Linked DNA regions of Homo sapiens: region 1 is linked to region 2. A link is a loop called in an ENCODE intact Hi-C map of the cell type or tissue named here. Cell type or tissue: gastrocnemius medialis. All regions are shown on one strand. Links, peaks and the distances in the headings refer to the core of each region. The heading gives the core; the rest is flanking DNA.

Region 1 (4,391 bases), core at 160-4,159, 290 kb before region 2:
ACCCGGGAGGCGGAACTTGTAGTGAGCCGAGATTGCGCCACTGCACTCCAGCCTGGGCGACAGAGCCAGACTCCGTCTCAAAAAAATGAAGTAATTAATTTTAAAAAAAAGTCTCTTTTATCCTTTCCAATAATGCTTTGTGGTAGATATTATTTCTTCCACTTCATAGACAAGAAATGTGAGGCTCAGAGAGGATAAATAGCTTGCCCAAGGTCACACAGCTGTGTGTAGATCCAGTTTACAAACTCAGGTTTCTGTTACTCAAAAGTCCACACATCTCAGCTCTGAAGCTGAAGCTGTTTTTCTCTATCGCTGGGCATGTAGTAGGTATTCAGCAAATGACTCCTTTGAAGTAGATTTAGTTCTCATGCTCCTGTACTCTCCATGCATTTCTATTATAACTCTATTCTAGTCCCAAGCACTTGGTAGAATAAATATATTTCATTCATTCCAAACAGGCCTTAAAGTAGGATAATTTTGTGTTTCTGAGTGACAGGGACTATACCCTACCAACTTTTTTTTTTTTTTTTTTTTTGAGACGAGTTTCACTGTTGTTGCCCAGGCTGGAGTGCAATGGCGCGATCTTGGCTCACTGCAACCTTTGCCTTCCAGGCTCAAGCGATTCTCCTGCCTCAGCCCCCCGAGTAGCTGGGATTACAGGCGCCGGCCACCATGCCCTCTTGTTCGTTTGTTTGTTTGTATTTTTAGTAGAGACAGGGTTTCGCCATGTTGGCCAGGCTTGTCTCGAACTCCCGACCTCAGGTGATACACCCGCCTTGACCTTCCAAAGTGCTGGGATTACAGGCGTGAGCCACCGCGCCCGGCCCCCTACCAACTTTTTACCCTAACATACAGTAAGTGTTAACACCTGTGAGTGTGAGTGTGAGTGTGTGAAGGTTAACCTGGAAGCATTGTGCTTGATGGCCTAGAAAGGGAACAAAGAAAATCTTGGCTGCAATGGTCAGGGCTATTTTATTCTTCCCAGTACTAGTAGTGCCTGGCACATTAGAAGTGCTCACACACATTGGCTGAATAAATGAAGAATCCTGCATTCATTCACCCTAGTTCTAGCTGTAACAATAGAATCCTATTCACTCTGGGTAGTTCTAGAGCCAGTTAGAGATATTGTATTGCATTCTGGAGACCCTCCAAGTCCAAGGAATTTCACCGTGTCTACAGAATACCCCTGTCTCCAAAGAAACTACATTTCAGTTCCAAGTAGTTGTACCACAGTCATAAACACAACCACAAAGGAGAAATGGAAACAAACCACCAAAACACTGTGACTGGGAGGCCCAACTCCTCTCAACCACTGAAGAGCAGTTTCTAAACAAACACAAAGGGAATTGTACCTGCTCTGGGTCCTGCCAAAAGAATAGAAAGCAAACCCAAGAAAGTCAGACTGGCACCAAGTGAGAACCCAACAGGGCCAAATAGGAAGCTCACTGGGGGAGGAGAGATGCCAGGATTAGTGGTGGTAGGAGGTTGACCTAATTCCACTGTGTTCAAGGGATATTACTGCCTGGTCCAATGAGTCATACAGCTCAGGCATGTCATATCATTTTAACCACAGATAATAAGAATAACAACCTCCTTTTATTGAGTGATTACTAAGTACCGGCCCTATGCTAAGCACTCTTTACACATTAGCTCACTTTTGCTAAGACTGGGCAGGGAGGTAATCAAGTCGCAGGAGTCATCCAGGTAGGCAAAAGAAATATGAAGGCAAGCGCACCACCAAGGCTGAGGACAGGAAATTTGGATGTTGACAGACAAGTGTCTGCCCCACCTCTAATTCGTTAAGCTGATGATTCCCAAACACACATCGGAGTAAACTGGGAAAGTTTTCAAAAGACAGCTTTCTGAGTCCCCCTCAGACTCACTGAATCAGAATTTCTAAGGACAAGGCCCAGAAATCCATATTTTTATCTATATTTTTAAAATCTATATTTAAAAATCCCAATTTAAAAAAAAAACCACCCTGAATTCACACTTGTGAATATCCCACATACACGTGGGCCCTTAAAGAAAGTGCAGATGCTAAAATAACCCAGGACCCTACATTGGCTTATTCCCAAACTGCTTTCATTTAGTCCCAGCTCTACTGGGTCTCAAATCCATGGCTCTAAAACCCTAGACATTCTTTGGGCCTGTGGACAGGTGTTTCTCAGGCTTTGCATCTGAGTTAGTCCCCAAATCCTTAGGATTAACTTGACTCCTGGGCATTTTGTGCCACTATAGGTGGTTACGTCCTCCCACCCCAGACATTTGCATCTAAACAAGCAGTGCCAGAGCCCTGTTAGTGAGGATGAGTAGGGGACACTTGGACCCAGGATACCAGCAATGAGACCATCATACAGAAGGATGAGTGTCCTGCAAGACCTGGCCCAACTAAAAGCCTCATAGCTATTGCCTGTTAGGGGAGGAATGAGTCTCTTAGCAGTCCCTGAGCACACATTGAAAAAGGATGCAAGTGAGGCGGCGAATGAGGGGTCTGAGCTTGAAGGTAGCCCTAGGACCTCCTCAACAGGCTCCCAGGTTCTGAATCCTGTTCACGAATCTTCCTTCTCCTGCATCAAGAACCATCTCCACCAACCCCCATCTCTGGTCTTTACCACAGGAAAACACCTCTGCTCAATCCTGGCAACCATCCACCACCCACAGACAAAAATAGACCAGCTGGCCTCTGCAAGCACGTTGCTTTCACTGATGAGAAACAAACACCCATTTAGTTTACTTTCTCTTCAAAAGTCCAGGAAGCCTCTTGACAGAAGATACTGGGAAGTTTTAGTGAAGGCCAAGGGCTTAAGTTTTGAAACCTAAACCATTTGACAGGCCCCGTGAAGGTGAAACTTATGGTCACATTGAAGCTCTTGCACTTTGAGTCTCATTTGCTAAATGTAGTAAGGCATTCATCGGGGTCTCTGAGACGCAGAAAAAAATGTAACGACAGTGAGGCATATGTGTGCTTCACGCAAGAAAGAACTTTTTTTTTTTTTTTTTTTTGAGACAGAGTTGCCCTCTTTTACCCAGGCTGGAGTGCAGTGGCACAATCTCAGCTCACTGCAACCTCATCCTTCCAGGTTCAAGCAATTCTCCTGCCTCAGCCTCCCAAGTAGCTGGGATTACAGGCGTGCTCCACGACACCCAGCTAATTTTTGTATTTTTTACAGGGTTTCACCATGTTGGCCAGGCTGGTCTTGAACTCCTAGCCTTGGGTGATTCACCCGCCTCAGCCTCCCAAAGTGCTGGGATTACAGGCATGAGCCACTATGCCCGACATGAAAGAACTTTCTAATGGAGTTGACCATCAGGAGAAGAGTCTGCCTGGGAGATGTGAGATCATTTCCATTGGATGTGACTCTAATTATCTATCAGCCATGCCATAGGTGTGAGGTTGGACCAAGAGAACCTTTAAGATATCTTCCAAGCTCTAACTCTACGACTCTGTAATCATTATCACCATAAACTGGGCACCTTTTCCACAAGGGGCTTGTGTAAAATGTGGAACAATCAACTTGGAAAAGGCCTATTCAAGAATCAGAACTTCTTGTGTTCTGAGGGATATTCCTACAAATCTCCGAGGACATAATAACTTACCAATATATAGTCTAGGAATATTTCTGAATGTTTCAGTCACTGAGAGTCCAGGAAGCCTCTCTTCTGGACAGTGTCTGCTAATTAGCTCCCTTGTTGAAATAGTCTGTATCCACCACCAAACACCCTGAGAGTGCTATCCTTTCCTGATGGATACATTATAGTTTATTTCTGAAATAGTTTATCTCTCAAATCTCTCTCTAACTCACACCTCTCCCCTGCTTAGATTGTTCCAATCAGTTGGACATTTTATTTGTATTTCAAACTACCTACACTTGAATATCTGTTAGACATTTTAAACTGAAAATACCCCAAACTCGTCTTCTGCCACCAAACTTGCTCCTCCCACCAAACTTGCTCCTCCCACAGTCTTGCCTGTTTCAATTAATGGCAACTCTATCCTTTCAATATGCTGGGACAAAAACCTTGGAGTCATTTGCGACTTATTTTACACCTTATAGCCAGTCTTTCAGAAAAACCTGTTGTTCCTACTTTCAAAATATATTCAGATTATGACCACTTCTCATCACCTGCACTGCTGCCACCTGGTCTAAGGCCATGGTTCTCTCTCACCGAGATTACCACAGTAACGTTTTCAACTCATCTCTCTGCTTCCATCTTTCAGTCTTTCTCAGCACAGGATCCAGAGTAGGGTGATGGAAATGTACTATATGGCTATTGTGGTGGTGGTTACATGACTCCATACATTTGTGAAAACTCATCAAATGGTACTCTTAAAATTGACAAATTTTATTATATACAAATTATATTGCAAGGCCAGCCATGGTAGCTCA
Region 2 (4,391 bases), core at 176-4,175:
GCCAGGCTGCTGCTGTCTTTTCCCTGTGTGTGAGCCAGGCTTTTGCTCCCCTGCTGTCCCCCCGCCCCCTTGGCTGCAGTTACCTCTACCCTGTCCTTGCCTCTCCCAGCTGAAGCCTACTTCCTGCCTCACTGCCCCTGCCCCTGCCTCTTGTCCAAGTCGGTGCTGATGGTCATTGCAATAGCGGCACTGGGCTAGCATGAGCCAGGTGCTGGCATGCCATGTTTGCGGCTTAATTTATTCTCTTCAAGGTGGTACTAACATTTGGTTGGGTCTTAGGAAGCATAAGTAACTTGCAAGGGAAACTACACCTCTGACAACTGAGAGGTGCTGGAGCTGAGATTCCAAGGCAAGTCTTCCTTCCAGCCTGGCCACTTTCCATTCTGCCCTGTTGTGCTTCAAGATCGAGCCTTCCAGGGAGCTCCACCCCAGGGCCATTGGAATTAGGATGTGGCATGCCGAGCTGGTGGCAGAGACTCTAAAATCATAGCCAGGGAAGGTACCTGGAGGTCCTGTGGAGAGAGACTCTACTTCTGTGTGTGTGTGTGTGTGTATGTGTGTGTCTGTCTGTCTCTCTGTCTCCCAGGCTGGAGTGCAATGGTGCAAACTGCAACCTCTGCCTCCTGGGTTCAAGTGATTCTCCTGCCTCAGCCTCCCAAGTAGCTGGGATTACAGGCACCTGCCACCACACCCGGCTAATTTTTTTACTTTTAGTAAAGACAGAGTTTCACTATGTTGGCCAGGGTGGTCTTGAACTCCTGATCTCAAGTAATCCTCCTGCCTCGGCCTGCCAAAGTGCTGGGATTGTAGGCATGTGCCACTACACCTGGCCTTGTTTTGCTTTTTTTTTTTTTTTTTTTTTTTAACACATAGTTTAATCCTTTAGTTAACAAGTATTTCTTGTGCTCTAGTCTTCACAGAATTCTGTGGTGAACAAGACCTGCTGTCATTTGAGAGAGGCTCTCTCGGACTAAGGATGTGTGATACAGGCTCAGGGTACTAAGCCCCATGGCATCACCCAGAGGGAGGTCGTGGGACCCAGGCCCACCTGTGGGAGCTCAGAGCCTGCTGGTGGCAGCTGCAAGCCACCCCAAAGATAGGAGAGGTCATAGTGGCTGTGGTGGCCGGTGATGCCCACCTGGAGGCCATGTGAGCTGTGGCTGGGACTCCCTTGTCTAATCTCCCCCATATTTCTGGATTTGGCCTCCACATTGAGGAATCTCTTACTACTCAGGATCCCTGAAATACATCTGTTGCCTTCCTGCCTGAGCCCTCTCACTTCTTCCCCTTTCCCGTTTATCCATGACCCTCCCCTTAACTGTCACTCATAACCTCTGTCTGATTCACACCACTGCACTCTCTCTGCCATTCCTTCAAAGATCAAGCAGTTTCCTTCTGTTAAACAAAATGTATGGGAGGCCATTATTTGGACTGACCTCCTGCATTAGGGTCCAACAGACCCATCCAAAATGGAGTCACTCACACTAAGGTTCCGCACCACGAAACCAAAAACGAAGCTGTTTACTTGGATCTGAGCTTCTGAGAAATCAGGAGAGAGTTGATAGTCATATCCCATTAGGCTAACAAGATCCTCAATAAGGAAAGTAACTTTGAAACGGCCAATCTGCATCTTATTTCTTGTTTTGGCTTTCTTCAGCCTTTTCTGCCTATAAGCTCAGCCCTTAGCTCAGCTCATGGGAGTTCCTTTTTATTTTGTAGACTGGATACTGCCCAGTTCATGAATTGCTAATAAAGGCAAACTAGACCTTTACAGCTCAATTTATTGAAATTTTGTTATTTGATACGTCCCACAATTTAACAATTGCACCTGATTTCACATATCCATTAATCAACAAAGGAGATGCATATTTCTTGCTTATTATATGTCCAGCACTGCCCTAGGTCCTGGTTTTGGGGTGAGGTGGGAGGAAGGATCGATTAAAATAAATGCAGGAACCTGCTCTGCTCTTAAGGGTCCCCAAAGAGGAGAGCAGTGGGCTGAGTTGCAAAGTGGTTTCTCTAGGACCAGGAGCTGTGGAGATCCACAGGGATCCCAGCCACAGAGTCCCCAGCAAGGCAGGCTTGGGGTAGGAGCTTGCTGAAGGGTGTTGGTTTTTTCTTGGACACTTCTGTCCTGGTCCGACCCACCAGCAGCTGCCTGCATGGGACGACAGTGCCCCCTGGTGGTCAATTCCGGGAACTCTCCAGCAGCTGTTTTGTAAAGCCCAGAGGATTAAGCTCCCTCAAGAACTTCTATTTTTGGTTCCCAGTATTTCCATAATGAAATGCTAACAGAAGCAGCCAAATGGCTTCCCAAAGGACCTGAAAGCTGCACTGCCGAACTCCTGTGTTCTCCAGCTCTCTGCTTCCCAGGGGTCAGATCTGCTGTTGGTTCTCAGGGGCAGTTCTCTGTTCCATACGGTTTAATTAAAGGGTCCCAGGGAGAGCAACTATATGTTTGCCTTGCCGAGTCTGACCTCAGGCTGTGTGCACATTCAGAGTGACGTGTTGGAAAGAACACTGGATCCAGGATCAGGAGGCTCATCCCACGCCAGCCGCTAAGTAGCTGTGAGATAATAATTTCAATAATAGCTACATTTTATTCAGTATTTACTCTGAGCCAGACATTGCACCAAGAGCTTCACATACATTGTTGACTTTGATCCTCACAACAAGCCTGTGAGATTGATACTGCTGTCATCTCCAGAAATCGAGGCAGAGAGAAGTCAAGTAACTTGGCCAAGATCATACAGTATGTGGCAGAGTTAGGACTTGAGTTCATGTTTCTGGGCATCCACTATGCTACACTGAACTGTGGAACTCAAAGAATCGGAAACTAGTGGTAGTGTCCAGACACTGATGTTTTTAAATGTTCCCCAGGTGATGGTGATGTGGAGCCACCTTTGTAATCTATAGGGTCCCACCAGCTATAACACTCAATGAGCCCCATGCCTTCCAAGAAGCAGAGGTGAAGTTGGGATGAGGGGAGAAGCCTGGGTTCAGGCCCTAATCTCCATGGATGTACAGGGCTGAACAGAGTCACAAGCACAGCAGAAACACCATGATGGCAGAGCAGTCATCCTGCCTGCTGTCCTCTTTATCTGGAGATGGTTTGTAGGACAGGAGAGCAATTGCCTTCCACAACATTCCTCAGAGTTCGTTATGTCGCATACACCCCAATCTACAGATCCATCACCTGTCCATTTATCTCAATGCCTCTAGAGCCATTTTCTATTTTTTAATAGATTCATTTGACAAACACTTGAGACTTATGATGTGCCAGGCCCTGAGTCTGCAGGGGTGGAAGAAGCTGGCATGGCCCCACTCTTGTGAGTTGGCAATCTAGAGGAGGAGATAGACAGACAGCACATTTTGGAAAAAAAAAAAGCACACTGTGACACATGCTCTGAACGACACAGCAATGCACAGTGGTGGAAAACAATAGGAGAGCAGAGGGACCTAATAAGACAGAATGAGCTGGGATTAAGCAGAGACCAGAAGAATGTGTTTAGTGTGTGCCTCCTGTTGGTAAATGAGCTCTGTTGTGTTCACTACACACTGGGCAGTTTGGTGCAGAGCTTGCTTTTCCCTGGGCCTCTACTGGAGTCCCCTCCAGGAGACATGGGGTGGCTGCTGTTGACATTTTCTCCCTGAAAGCCCAGGTATCTCTCCAGAGATGGAGAACTCTGAGCTTCCTTTTTACAGAAAGGACTCAAACTGGTGGCTGTTTGGGGATGGGACGATGATGGGTGATGTTTGAGGCCGGAGTTTCAGAATCAGAAAAGTCTCTGTAGTCAAGGCCTTGAGGTTTGCTGACTTTGCGTGACACCCAAAGCGTAGGACCCACAATCAAATCTGTGGAGAGGGCGCTTGTGGTCCATGTGTAGGTGTATACCTGTGAGCATAGGCAAGTGTGCGTGCACACATGTGTGCATGAGAGCAGGCTCAGGCTTCAGCTCCTGGTCACTCTAGTCCTTCTTCTATTCTCTCTTCTTTGATGGTAGGGCTGGGACTTGGCAAACCACTTTTGGCTTTGGCAGCTGCTTCCTATCGGATTCAGCCAGTAGGGGGTGCTAGAAGGACACTGGAAAGCTGGAGGGAAGCCCTCTTTTTCTTGTTTACTTCTGTTCTTGTAAGCGGCTCCGGTAGTACTTCTTCACCCCGGCAGCAGCAGTTCCTTACCATAGCAGCAGCTAAATTCAGTTTACAATCTTTCTAACACTTGTAGAACTAACTTCACCCCTAATTCAGAGGCCAACACCAGCCGGCAGGCACCCCCCACCTCACCAGATGTCTGGTTCCAGCCCCACAAGGTGCTCCTGTCTCTAAGTTTTAATCATTCCAAATGCACCCCTTTGCTGCCTCGTCCTTGGGGTGGTAGTGCTTCCTCC

The links. A loop is a pair of places that touch in the nucleus more often than their neighbours do. Peaks named below come from ENCODE experiments on the same cell type or tissue, not always from the same donor. Only the 100,000 strongest peaks of a DNase experiment are listed, where the experiment ranks them.
Region 1: a loop joins it to region 2, with 5 times the contacts of the local background. A loop is called at or near these places in 1 of 110 quality-filtered maps.

What each region holds. Positions count from the first base shown.
Region 1 is chr1:212,160,101-212,164,491 of GRCh38, forward strand. No RefSeq gene overlaps it. Among named protein-coding and RNA genes, the nearest start is that of MIR3122, 85 kb to the left of the region's middle. RefSeq lists an enhancer at 1,133-1,242. In gastrocnemius medialis, for the core only: no CTCF peak of the experiment used is centred there; a DNase peak (open chromatin) is centred at 2,641; H3K27ac peaks cover 3,269 bases.
Region 2 is chr1:212,453,881-212,458,271 of GRCh38, forward strand. No RefSeq gene overlaps it. Among named protein-coding and RNA genes, the nearest start is that of LINC02771, 17 kb to the right of the region's middle. In gastrocnemius medialis, for the core only: CTCF peaks have their summits at 2,190 (motif pointing left) and 4,066 (motif pointing right); DNase peaks (open chromatin) are centred at 2,171, 2,480 and 4,038; H3K4me3 peaks cover 293 bases; H3K27ac peaks cover 1,132 bases.